Linked DNA regions of Homo sapiens: all the other regions are linked to region 2. The links are chromatin contacts, found by Hi-C or POLR2A ChIA-PET in ENCODE. All regions are on one chromosome and are shown on one strand. Each heading gives the region's core, a stretch centred on a gene start or an enhancer-like site at or near the end of the contact. The rest is flanking DNA. Distances are from core to core; before and after follow the strand shown. Region 1 holds the start of PPFIBP1 (PPFIB scaffold protein 1). Region 2 holds the start of PYROXD1 (pyridine nucleotide-disulphide oxidoreductase domain 1). Region 3 holds the start of MRPS35-DT (MRPS35 divergent transcript).

The links. A loop is a pair of places that touch in the nucleus more often than their neighbours do. ChIA-PET counts read pairs that join two places held with the same protein, here RNA polymerase II (POLR2A). Pooled maps may share reads with other maps.
Region 1: a pooled map shows a loop between it and region 2 (12-fold over the local background). The contact joins the promoter of PPFIBP1 here to the promoter of PYROXD1 in region 2. A Hi-C loop is called at or near these places in 2 of 50 pooled maps. POLR2A ChIA-PET finds 5 or more read pairs at or near these places in 2 of 52 experiments (H1 and T-cell).
Region 3: a loop to region 2 is called in a pooled map, with 12 times the contacts of the local background. The contact joins the promoter of MRPS35-DT here to the promoter of PYROXD1 in region 2. A Hi-C loop is called at or near these places in 3 of 50 pooled maps.

What each region holds. Positions count from the first base shown.
Region 1 is chr12:27,522,674-27,526,678 of GRCh38, forward strand. PPFIBP1 (PPFIB scaffold protein 1) reads left to right here and starts at 1,533. Exons shown (of 30, transcript NM_003622.4): 1 at 1,533-1,692. RefSeq lists enhancers at 350-951, 849-1,308, 1,555-2,155.
Region 2 is chr12:21,435,272-21,439,342 of GRCh38, forward strand. It overlaps PYROXD1 (pyridine nucleotide-disulphide oxidoreductase domain 1), which reads left to right and starts at 2,384. Exons shown (of 12, transcript NM_024854.5): 1 at 2,384-2,543. The coding sequence starts at 2,460. RefSeq lists enhancers at 2,213-2,292, 2,343-2,532.
Region 3 is chr12:27,708,513-27,713,166 of GRCh38, forward strand. It overlaps MRPS35-DT (MRPS35 divergent transcript), which reads right to left and starts at 2,235. Exons shown (of 5, transcript XR_001749448.2): 1 at 2,151-2,235. It overlaps MRPS35 (mitochondrial ribosomal protein S35), which reads left to right and starts at 2,320. Exons shown (of 8, transcript NM_021821.4): 1 at 2,320-2,443. The coding sequence starts at 2,332. RefSeq lists enhancers at 1,751-1,830, 1,861-1,940, 1,951-2,740.

The DNA of each region.
Region 1 (4,005 bases), core at 283-2,782, 6.1 Mb after region 2:
TTCCTTACGTTAAAATAGGGCTAGTAACACTCAATTTACAGGATGATTGAGAAGATTAAACAAGACACAATGCTGGATTCTGTGCATCCCTCTACAATTTTTGGCAGATCGGTAAATGTATGGCATGTCATCAATCAAAAAACAATGAGGCCTGGTGTGGTGGCTCACGCCTGTAATCCCAGCAGTTTGGGAGGCCGAAGAGGGTGGATCACCTGAGGTCAGGATTTCGAGACCAGTCTGGCCAATATGGCGGAAACCCCGTCTCTACTGAAAATACAAAAATCAGCCGGGTGTGGTGGTGGGCGCCTGTAGTCTCAGCTACTCGGAGGCTGAGGCAGTAGAATCACTTGAACCCAGGAGAAGGAGGTTGCAGTGAGCCAGATCATGCCACTGCACTCCAGCCTGGGTGGCAGAGTGACCTGTTTAAAAAAAGAAGAAAAAAAAGAGAAAGTTATTAATTCACTATATTTTTAGAAGATGGTGGGTTATATGCTACCTATATCTCATACAAATAAAGCTGCTTTTCACCATTCAGGTCTGCCTGTAAGCAGCATCTGCCTTGAAAGAACCATTTTCTGAGAATCTTTTTCTTCTGTCAGCCAAGGGGATTATACCGCATGATATCTGTCAAGGATAAACGTTAGTTAATTCTTAATTGAGAGCTCAGCCACTACAATTGGTTCCATTCTACAGTAATTATTCTCATGTGGTTTGTGGAACTCAATTGTGAGGTCCCTCCTTCCTCCACCCTTTTCAGTGTGTGCATTGAAACAGCAGCCTTAAGGTCTTTAAACGGGGAAATACATTTTTCTTGCTTCAGAGATTCAATTTTACTTGCCCGAGAAGCTTGTGTGGTGTGATTTTCATCGCTAAAAGCAACAGCAGCCACATGGCTGACAACACCACCACTTAACAATTCAAAGCTCGGTCACCGTTTTCAGGAGTCTCTTCCAAATCTTTCTGAAGTGCTTTTGAAGTTCTACATTCCCCGTCTAAGGGAACACCCAGCAGTCCCAGGATAAAAGGGCAGAAGGGTGAGCTGACGTTTTCCTTTATTTGCATGGCTTAAAGCTAGCCATTTTCTACACCACGCGCCGCCGGGCTTGTACATGCCCGTGTGCCTGTGACACCGAGGCAATTGTTTCTCCTTAAAAAGGGGGTTCGCGTGGGTTAGTTTCGTTTCTGATCTGGAATCTCAGTAACTACAACAAGAAAAGTTTAAAACTCGACCCGCCAGGTTCTTCCCCATCGGATTATCTCCGTTCCTTAGAGATAGCAGGAAGGGCAGCATTTTCTTCCATCCACCCACTTCCAGCCCTAGTCTGGCTCAGCGAGGAATGCATAAAATTAGTGGACTCCTCTGAGTGACGTTCCCCGGCTCCAATCAGCGGGCGCGCAGGCGCCCCCGGCCCCGCCCCACTGCTGACTCTCTTTGGCTGATTCCTGCAGGGAGGGAGGAGAGAAGGGCGGCAGTGGGAGGGGGAGGTACCTGGAACTGGGAGTGATGTCAGCTCCCAGCTCGGTGCCTGCCCGGATTCCTGACATGGTGTAGTGCAGGCAGGGTGGGGAAAGGACGGGGAAGGACTCGTGTGCTGCGAGCTGGCGGCCGGGCCGGAGTGCTGGGGCTTTGAACTCCGAGAGGAGGTGGACCAGAACTTTTGGAACTAGTGCCGGCGGCTCTCCACCCCCCAGGTAAGGGCGTTTTGCTCCACTCCCAGACGGGAGGGAAGTGGCACCGTTGTGTGGCTGCAGCTGGCTGTTGCAGCTGCTCCTCCTCTTCCCCGGGTCGATTTCCTTGTGCAACTCACTCCTGTTTCCCAATGGGAACGGGCACTTTTTGGGGGTGGTGGGGGTGGAGGGGTAGGGCTTAACTCCTGGGGCTTGGACCGAGCTTGTACGTGAAGAATACTCCAGGATTGGACGTTTAGGTCTTGTCTGTATCCTTAGACCCCCACACCCTAGGCTCCCGGTAATACCTGAGAACCCCAACCAGAGGGGCGTGTGTGTCTCTCTGTCTGTGTGTATTGAGGCATTTAAAAATGCCACAAAAAATTATGGATCATCGACTCAAAAATTATGCTCGTTGAAAAGAAAAAAAAAGTTTTGTATTTTTTTGTCTCCTTGTGGCCTATTATATATTAAAAGAATATCAATGTTAGTCTTATATATCAATGTAAAATATCCTTTTGTGTAATCCAGTCAGGATGTGAGAAATTCACTTGGGGTGTTTATTAATTATGAGCTTGCGGGAAAACTCGTCTCTTGGGGGCACACTTCTAAAACTGCAACTAGTATTCACTCATTTTAACCGAGAAATCCCTTCAGCTGCCAGCTTTATATCTGGAGAGGTTAGGATGGCTGCTGAGAATCTTCAGATCTGTTTCCTGTGGCTGCTTGAGGGGCGAGCTGGTAGTTGTGTTTTCAGGGATCTTTTTTAGAGAAGGGAGTTTTAACAGGGAAACGCGGTGGAAGGCGTGGCATATAAACTCTTAATTATAGGGACGTGAAGTTTTCAACATGTGGGACCAAAACAAATCCTTGCTTTCAGTAAGAACTGCGGAGAGCAATAGAAAAAGAACTTGATTTCAAAGTCCAAGTTTGGTATTTTGAGAAAGCAATTGCGGGAGGAAAAAGATACTTTTAAGAAGTGAAAGAATAGAATTCTGATTTTTGTTTATTTCCTATTTCAAACCCTGTCTTTTTCCTATGTGGAGATTTTGTGTGCCCAGGTCACTAACTGGGTGTGATTGACTTTCTCGAGGGGGCGGGGAAATTGACTCCATACACCGATTCAGGACCCTCTCATCAGTGCTTTAAGGCTCTCTTTTGGAGCAGGAAGGAAAAAAAAAAAAAAAAAAAAAAAGTAAGCGCTGAGACTCCTGAGTCAAGTTTCCCCTTTCCTTCACCGAAGTTCCTCCTCAGCAGTGAGGATCCTACTGTTGCCAGGTCTGGAGGAAATGGGAGTGGACTTCATTGTGAGTCAAAATCCGTATCCCAGGCCCCTGAAGGGAAAAGGCATTTCCAGGAGATGGAGAAAGAAAGAAGCCACAACAGTAGGTCTAGTAAACCCAAGTCAGGAAAAGGGATAGAGGACTATAGATGGGGTTCTCTATCTTTCTAGCCAAATGATCATTAGGTTTCAGAACTAGAAAGAAGTGTTTGGTTGTGCTGTTGTTTATGACATACCTGGGTCTGTATTGTTGTTAGTTCCTGAAAAAATTAAATAGAGTGGATAAAATAGCAGGCTTTTTGAGAAAGGAAAATTCGCTTTATTGGAAAGACAACATTTTAATTTTGGTTTGTATTTTGGCTTAAGACACAGAAATTGCAAATGGCTCTGCAATAATGGTGAACAAGTCTTTTCTATTTATGTTCTATGGGGAGTACATAAAACATACTGTATTTTCCAGTGTACTTTTTCAGTAGGATAGAGCTGTGGAGTGGAGTTCCTGTGGGCTAATGTGAACTCACGGTAGTGTTCCTTGGCTGATAGTGTTCCAACTGCATTTGTAATACCAAAAGATGGGGCTGCAAAAGCCAGACGGTTCAGTAAAGAAGAGTATCTTTAGGATGTTATCCTTATGTGCCAAATTCAGATTTACACTTTCTTTCCAAGAAACTAGTCCTAGTTTAGGGACTTGAATATACCAAAACTCTAAATTTGATTCACAGTTTGAATAATAGCAGTAATTTTACATACTTAATTTAAACCAATATTTCTCTTTCTCAGTCCATGTTTATGAGGCAGATATGGTGTAGGAAAACACGGAATACTTAAAAGATGTTTGAGTTATTGAGAAAGGTAGGATCAGTTTTTGGTTAAATTCCTGTGACCAACAACTGTCATATTTCCAAGAGCAACTTTAAAAATTAAGGTCGGCCAGGCTTGGTGGCTCACACCTGTAATCCAAGCACTTTAGGAGGCTGAGGCACGCAGATCACCTGAGGTCAGGAGTTGGAGACCAGCCTGGCTAACATGGTGAAACCCCATTTCTACTAAAAATA
Region 2 (4,071 bases), core at 1,134-3,633:
TTTCCCACATGACTTGCCACATCTTCTTCTGAACCTATCCAAATGCTATGGGCCTTTGAGATTCAATATAAATTCCACTTCTTCTCTGAACCTTTCTTTGCCAAGTCCTGCTTTTCTTTTCCACCCATAAACATACACCATAATATTTAGCAATACACTGGTATTTCTTTGACTCCTCAGAAACAGTCACCAGGTCACTCCTAAGCTTGCTGACCAGAGCTAAAGGGGAGCTGAAGTTCTGTCTTTTCTGCTTCTCTGCTGCTTCCTGGCATTGGGCCTCCCTTATTTCTAGGTGCCCAGTTTTCTTTGCAGTTGCCCTTTCTCCTAACCTGTACCTATTGCTGCCCTCCCTGTGGATAACATGTTTCAAGTTACCTACATCTTACTTTTAACCCACTTTACATCCAGTATATGTATCTAATTTAATCAACATTAAGGTGAGATGCACTGAAAGTTCTTTAACCCTTAGACATTTCTAAAAGTTGGATATTCATGCCAGTGTGGCAGGCAGCTAGGTCTTATCCCTACATCACCTTTGACAAAAAAGCCAGCCTTCACAAGGGGAAGAAAAAAGGAGAGTGTGGAGTCATTACCCCTTTACATTTGAGGAGCCTCCTACTACTTTGCTTCCCCTCCCACAGACGATGATCTCCTTCCGTTTCCCCTGGGAGCTTAAATTCCACTCCATTCTTCCTTCCGACTTCCATAAAGAGGAAACCCCTGTCACAATATACAAGAGGATCCTGACCCTGGACAATGAATCTAAAAATCTTTAGAAGGACTTCAGGGGAGTTTCATGCTCCACCAACTTCCTATTTCGTTGAGCACATTTTTGTTGAATACATACTCCCTACTAAACATTGGAGATACAAAGGGAGACAAAAATAATCCCTGAGATTATGTAAGCAGTTTATGGTGGTGGTGGGGTCAGGCAGTAAGAATTTACAATAAAGTGGGATAAGTCTAAATTTAGAGGATGACAAAGTGCTATAAGAACACACGGAGAGGACACCTAGCTGTCTTGAGGATGTTAGATAAAGTATCTTAAAGGGGAAGCAATGGCTTGATGAAACCAAAGGTTGATGAGTTAGCCAGGGAAAAGTAGTTGGGAAAAAGATATGTGCAAATGCTCAGAAAGAAAATGGCATATCCTGGGATCTGGAAGTGTAGTGTGGCCTGAATGGAACACAGTGTGAGTGAGATAATGTGAAAATAAGCTGAAGCAAGATGAGATCTAAATGGGCTTAAGGAATGTATTTCCTCCTCCTAGAAATGAATGCTTTGTTTGGTTGCTATACTAGTAACAGGAATTAGACACGTTTATTAAACCGCTTACCATTTAACTTGGTAAATCAAAGAACAATGATTTTTACAGGTATCAGTAAATGCCTGTAATTAGATACGTGGTAGGCTTTCCTGTTAATATATAATGGTTATTCTCAGTGTTTAAAGAATTAAAGGGACTCGGGTAATTACCAGTTTTAGAGTGAACCATTTGAGAGATAATACCTTACCATTACAAAACAACTCCTAGGGAAAGTTATATGAGACAGCAAAGGTAATAGTAAATAGTAAAATAATATGAATAGTGAATAATATAGTAAAAACAGTTAAAAATGATTTAGCAATTTCTTAAAAACAATTGACCACGAAAAAAATTCACAGTAAAACCGAGACTGGGAATATTTCATTCAACCCTCACACATGCTGCTATTGACTGGAAATTTAAGAAATGTTCATTTGTTTTGACAAAATGGAAAGCAACTGTACATTCTTCCTGGAAACTTTAGCTGAGGTCAAAGTTGTAAATGAAAAGGATGATTTTTTAGAGAACAATTCAGTAGTATTGTTTTGCCTTGTCATGAAGAATTTTTGTGCTTCCACAAACAAAAATCTTGGATTGTTAGGTGAACGGTGGCAATCAAGTGGTTTTCAGAAGACTCAAGTTTCTTCATCTACAAAAATGACAGGAGTGGGGTCAGGATGTTCCCGAAGGCTCCTTCTACTCATAAGAGCATAAAATCTGTGCCTCTAATTTCTCGCAGAAACAAATAATGAGAACTTCACACCAATTCATTTATTATATGAATGTTTTGTCCCGTGAGAACACTGGTCTATCTTTAGATATGTAATTTATCAAACTTCTTTGGGCAACCCATCTTCTTTACTTTTTTATTTTTAATTTTTTGGTTTTCTCTTTGTCAAATTTTCATGGAATAACTACATTCAGGTGTAGTAATAGTAACGCAAAGCTCTGAACACCACGAGACAATTCGTTGCTTCCGAAACGCAGCCGGCAGCAGGTACTCGAGATGAGTAGTGTGAGCTCCCGAGCACCCGTAGGTCGGATTATCTGGTAAGGCACCGGAAGTGACCGCCTCGCGGCTGCTTCCTCTCCTGGAGTCCAGAGTCCCGTTGCTCCGCCGCGATATTCAGTAAACCACTGGGAGTCCGGCAGCATGGAGGCAGCGCGCCCTCCCCCGACGGCAGGGAAGTTCGTGGTGGTCGGCGGCGGCATCGCGGGCGTCACTTGTGCGGAGCAGGTAGGGCGGTGCTCAGGCGGTTCCGCCTCTTTCCCCGACCCCAAAGGGGATAGCACTGGAGGCCTTCCTCCCACCCCCTCCCTTTTTCTTCTTCCGGGTTCCTTTTTTGCTGCGCCCTTTTCCGCACTTATTGCTCCCAGATTTTAGAAACTGCTTGGTGGTCCTCAGATGACCTCACTAGCTTTCTCTTAGGCGCAGGGAGGAGTGGGAGGCAAATTATAGCCGAGAAACCAAAGCTGGCTGATCCGTGCTCAGATCCTTGTAATGTCAGAGCAGACATGAGGACTTTGTATTTAGACAAAAAATTCAGCCCCCTTTCTTTTTATTTTTTTTTCTTTTTCTTTGAGACGGAGTCTCACTCTGTCGCCCAGACTGGAGGGCAGTGGTGCGATCTTGGCTTAATGCAAGCTTTGCCTCCCGGGTTCAAGCGATTCTTCTGTTGCGTCAGCCTGTAGCTGGGATTACAGGCGCCAGCCACCACGCCCCGCTAATGTTTGTATTTTTAGTAGAGACGGGCTTTCACCATGTTGGCCAGGCTGGTCTCGAACTCCTGGGCTCAAGCAGTCTGCCCGCTTCCGCCTACCGAAGTGCTGGCATTACAGGCCTGAGCCACAGCACCCGGCCCTCAGCCCCCTTTGTTAATTATCGTAGGTGATTGAGTTTAGTTTCCAGATAGTTGCCAAGTCTTTAGTGCATCTTAACTAATTAATAAAGAATCCCATATGTAAGTTTTCTATACTTCGAACTCCCAAGATAGAAGAAACTTTATTTCTAGTAAAGTTTTGTAAAATAATCAGCGAAGGATTAAATGCATGTAGGGCTTGCTTTCTTGATTATACTGAATAGCCAGACCATATATATTCAGATACATGTGTGTATTCCAAAAAGTTCTACATTATTTTGTTGATATAAAGTAAACATGAGCAATCACTGAAGTCATAAGAAATAGTGGAAGAAACTCAAGTGTTTCCATCGTTGGATGCGTATTTTCCGTTTATTCACTAAGTAAACATATATGATGCAGGCACCGTATTAAGGGCTGAGTGTTCAACTATGAACAGCATGGTATATACCATGCTGGGGACTCACAGCCTGCTGGAAGAGACAATATTACAATATTGTATGTCTATGCAAGAGATATCAACGGTTATCTTAGAGGTGCCTGTGGAGTATGTAGGGAGTGAATTAGGGAAGAGGAAATTTTTTTAATCAAAGAAGGTATTTTTAAAATCTCATTATGAAAGAATGAGTGAAAGTTTACCAAGTATTCAAGAAAAGAATGTCATCTCCAGTGGAAAAGCATGGATCATCAGGGAGCAGTAAAGCTTAAAGCATAGATCATAAGGAGTCTTAGCATGCTGAGAACTTAACAAGAATTTACAAGTAGTCAAATGTTTTTGAGCAGTGGAGTAACTTGATCATATGAAAAGGCTTGAAAGATGATTAGTTACAATGTATTTGTGGCAGAGGCAGCTGGTTTATACGTGAAACTGGAGAGCCAATTCGAAGGTGATTTCAGTAGTATAAA
Region 3 (4,654 bases), core at 985-3,484, 6.3 Mb after region 2:
ATGGTATAGGACTTGCACTTTACTAAAATATACAAACTTGCAAGAAAAGGAGGCTGTTGCATTGACCCTACACTTAATGCCAATGCCCACCGTTTATATTTATGCCTTTAATCACGACTGTCGTAAGAAAAATATTATTGCTGTCATTTTCCTTGAAACTGAAACTCAGAAAGATAAGGTAGATTTGCCCAAAATCATAAAGAACCAGAGCCTGGATTCAAACCTCACCTCCATCTGATTAAAAAGGCCATGATTTTGATCTTAAAAATAGTCCGAGGAGAGGAGAGAACTCCATTGGAATATGGGGGCAGAAGGTGATGTGATGTGATGTGTCTACCAGCCAAGGAGTGCCAGCAACCATTAGAAGCTAGGAGGGAGGCATGGAACAGATTCTCCCTCAGAACCTCCAGAAGGAACCAACCCTGCCGACACCTGGATTTTGGACTTTCCAGACTCCAGGATTGTGAGAGAGGAAATTTCTGTTGTTTTAAGTCACCCAGTTTACGGTACTTTGTTCCAATCCCCTAGGAAACTCATACATCATGCTTCTATTTTGGAACAATAACAGGATGGTAAAAGTCCAGAAAAGATGAAGATGATGAATATTACAAATACTTGTCCATCTCATGCTATTTGTCCCCCTCCCATACCTTACTGATTGATGTCCATGGCGCACTGAATGTTCACAGCTAGAATATTCTTGGACACCTGCATACCTCTGCTCTACTGGTTGTATGCTTACCAAGAATCGGTTTTGTTTATTTTTAGTTGTTTTTACTGTTATAATTTTGTCACTTTGAGACAAAATAGGGAAATAGGCCAGACCCATGCCTGTAATCCCGACATTTTGGGAGGCCAAGGCAGGAGGATCACATGAAGCCAAGAGTTTGGGACCAGCCTGGACAACATAGCAAGACCCCCAACTCTACAAAAAACTTAAAAATAGAAAAAATAGGCCAGGTGCAGTAGCTCACGCCTGTAGTCCTATCACTTTTTTGGGAGGCCAAGGCAGGAGGATCGCTTGAACCCAAGAGTTTGAGACCAGCCCTGGCAACACTGTGAGACCTCATCTCTGGAAAAACAATTTTTTTTTTAATTAGCTGGGTGTGGTGGTGCGTGCCTGTAGCCTCAGCTACTTGAAAGGCTGAGGTAGGAGGATCACTTGAGCCTGGGAGGTCAAGGCTGCAGTGGGCCATGGTCCTGCTACCACATTCCAGCCTAGCAACAGAGCAAGACTCTGTCTCAAAAATAATAATAATTAATTAATTAATTAAAATAATTTTTAAAATAAAGAGAAAATAGAGAATTTATTTTATTTTATTTTATTTTTGAGGCGGAGTTTTGCTTTTATTGCCCAGGCTGGAGTGCAATGGCGCGATCTCGGCTCATCGCAACCTCTGCCTCCCGGGTTCATGCGATTCTTCTCTCGAGTAGCTGGGATTACAGGCATGTGCCACCACACCCGGCTAATTTTGTATTTTTAGTAGAGACCAGGTTTCTCCATGTTGGTCAGGCTGGTCCCAAACTCCTGACCTCAGGTGATCCACCCGCCTCGGGATCCCAAAGTGCTGGGATTACAGGCGCGAGCCACCGCGTCCGGCCGAGAATTGTTTTATTAAGGCTTGTATGTTAATTCATCCTACCGTAGAAAATTTAAGAGTGTTCATTAAAAGTTTATTTTCTAGGTCCTGATGAGTTCTGACTTTCTGTAATTCTAAGCTGATCTAACAACAAGCTAACCATATATAGCTAAAAGTTATAGGCTACGTACACGCGGTGTTCACTGTATGCCAACGCTGTACACAAATATTTGTCTATGCTAACTTGTCTGAGATCATACATCCCAGAAGTGGTGAAGTCAAGTTTGAAACCCAAGCACTCTGGCTCGGGATACTGCTTCTCTCCCCTTAGCGCATATTACTGGCATTAGTTGAAGACTTCTTTAATCCAAGTAAATGTAGAAAAGCAACAATTATAAATAACAAGAGTCCCTCGGGTAGACCGCCTGACTCTCGGATCAACTGAGGTTCCACCCAGAGCACGCCCGCCTTCAGTGAGCCGCAACCCCTATCCCTACGGTCTTTATCTGCAATTCTCTACGAACTGATTCACTCGATTTTTAAGGATTTTTTTTGTTTTCTTTTCATTACTTCTTTCAGTTTGGGGGAATCTTCCTGCACATTTGACTCGGCTCTGAGTGCGCAGACCAACGTGTTTCCTCTTTCTCCAGCCTAGGGCGGTGCCAGCCCAGGGAGCCTGCGCTTAGCGGCCCCAGGCCCGCCCCTGACACTGAACGCCGCTTGTCCCCTCCGGCTTGCCGTCCTCGCAGCCATGGCGGCCGCCGCGCTCCCAGCATGGCTGTCTCTGCAGTCGAGGGCAAGGACTCTGCGTGCATTCTCCACTGCCGTCTACTCGGCCACTCCGGTCCCGACACCTAGCCTGCGTGAGTGTCTGTCTCGTCTTCTCTGGGCTTTGGGGGAGGTGCAAGAGCGGAATACCGGCCTCATGAAGGGTGCCGCGGTGGCTGAGCCAGCGCCGCCCGGGGGAGGCCAGTGCGTCCGCTGCCAGGCCCGTCTGGTAGGAAAACCATGGACGTGGGTCTGTGCTCTGCACCCGCGTTGCCCGGCTTCTAGCCGCCTGTTTCTGCCCTGGGTGCTCTGGGAGTTTGCTCAGAAAGCTTACATCCCCCTTCCCCGTGACCTGCTCCTGTGTTGCCCCCGTCCACAGCCCCTGGCACAGGTTACTGGTGCTGTGTTGTTTATCGGGCATCGGCGCTGTTGAACCATGGATTTCCCCAAACATTAAGAGAGTCATACGGCTGTGCTAGGACAAATTGCTGCTCTGAATTCCAGGCCACCAAATGGGCGGCCTTCATTCAACAGGCGTTGATGACCTCCATTTAACAGAGATTGTAGGGATGCTTGATAGCGTGCTTACCCCGGAGGACTCTAGTGGAAAATACAGATTTATTAGCGGAGAAGTGCTATGTAGGGTGAGAGGCGCTGTGATAGAAGTGTGGCTAGAATGACGGGAGCGTTGAGGAGGAGCTGGCGTGAGTCTAATCAATAGGCGGATCCTACCTGTGCTACTTCCTGTTATATCTCTAATTTACTCTCCTCATACTACCAACTATCTAGTTCAGGTGACCATCTCATTTCTACAAGTTTTTTTTCCGTTTCCTGTTTCCCCTCTTGCTCTCCTACATTGAATTCTCAAAACAGCCAAATGAGGTTTTCAAAATTTAGATCTTGTCTTGCTGCTCTCATGTTCAAGATCTACAAATGGTTTCCCATTGTTTTCAGATAAACTATAAATACATTAATCCTTCATACTGGCTCTTCATAGGTCTAATAATTGTCTATTTTTAAATTTTCATTCTTAAATTCTTGGAATACTTAACTCCTATTGTATACCATGCAGTGTTCTAGACACTCACCGGAGATACGGCAAGGTGGGGAAGTCAATAGTATAAACAACCAAACAACTAAATAAGATGTCAGATAGGGTTTAATGCTTTGAAGAAAAATAAAGTAGAGTATTGAGAATGATGGATTTGGGGGGAGTAGTGGCCACAGGATGGTCAGGAAAGATCTTTCTGAGGAAGTGACATTTGAACAGGGCCCCAAGCCATGCAGAGATATGGGGAAAGAGCCTTTGGGGTATGGGGAACTATAAGTGCAAAGGCCAAAAGTTGAGAACAATCTGAGGGGTGTGATCAAGGAACGGGAAGAAGGACAATGTGGCAGGAGCTAAGTGTGAGTAGAGGAGAGAGTGGTAGTATAAGACGTCAGAGAGTTAGTTAAGTAATAATCTGATCTCTCAAGAGTTTGTAGACATTTCATTTGGATTTTTGGCTTGGGTTTTATATTGAAAGGCTTGGAACAGGGAACTGATATAATGTGATTTACGTTTTTAAAAGATCACTGGCTGCTTTACTGGGGTAAGAGTGGAAGCCAAAGATCTGTTTGGAGGCTGTTGCAGTAATCCAAATGAGGTGATGGTGACTTGGATTAAAGTAATAGTGGAGAAGGAGGTGTGGTTGTATTTGCGATATATTTTGAAGGTAAAGTTCATAGGATTTACTGATGGATTTGATGTGGGGCTTGAGGACAAGTCTCAAAAAAATCCTGTTACATTTTTGTTCTGAGCAATTGGATGAATGATGATTCCATGTACACGAATTGGGAAGACTGGAAGAAGAAAATCAAAAGCCCTGCCAAGGGGCTGAGTGTGGGGGCTCATTCCTGTAATCCCAGCACTGTGGGAGGTCGAGGCCTGCGGATCCCTTGAGCCCAGGAGTTTGAGACCAGCCTGGGCAACATGGCGGAACCTCGTCTCTATTGAAAATACAAGAAATTAGCCAGACGTGGTGGCCCATGCCTGTAGTTCCAGCTACTCCAGAGGCTGAAGTGGGAGAATCACCTGAGCCTGGGAAGTCGATTACAGTGAGCCGTAATCGCACCACTGCCCTCCGGCCTGGGTGACGGGAGTGAGACCCTATCTCAAAAGAAAAAAAGTTCTGCTAAGGATGCATTATAGTTAAGACGCCTGTTAAGTGCCTTCAGCCTCTTTTCTCTCTGTCTCTCTCTGTTCTGTTCTTAAATTTCAGCCATATTGAATTTGTTCACTTTGATTTTCCATGTGCTCTCACTCT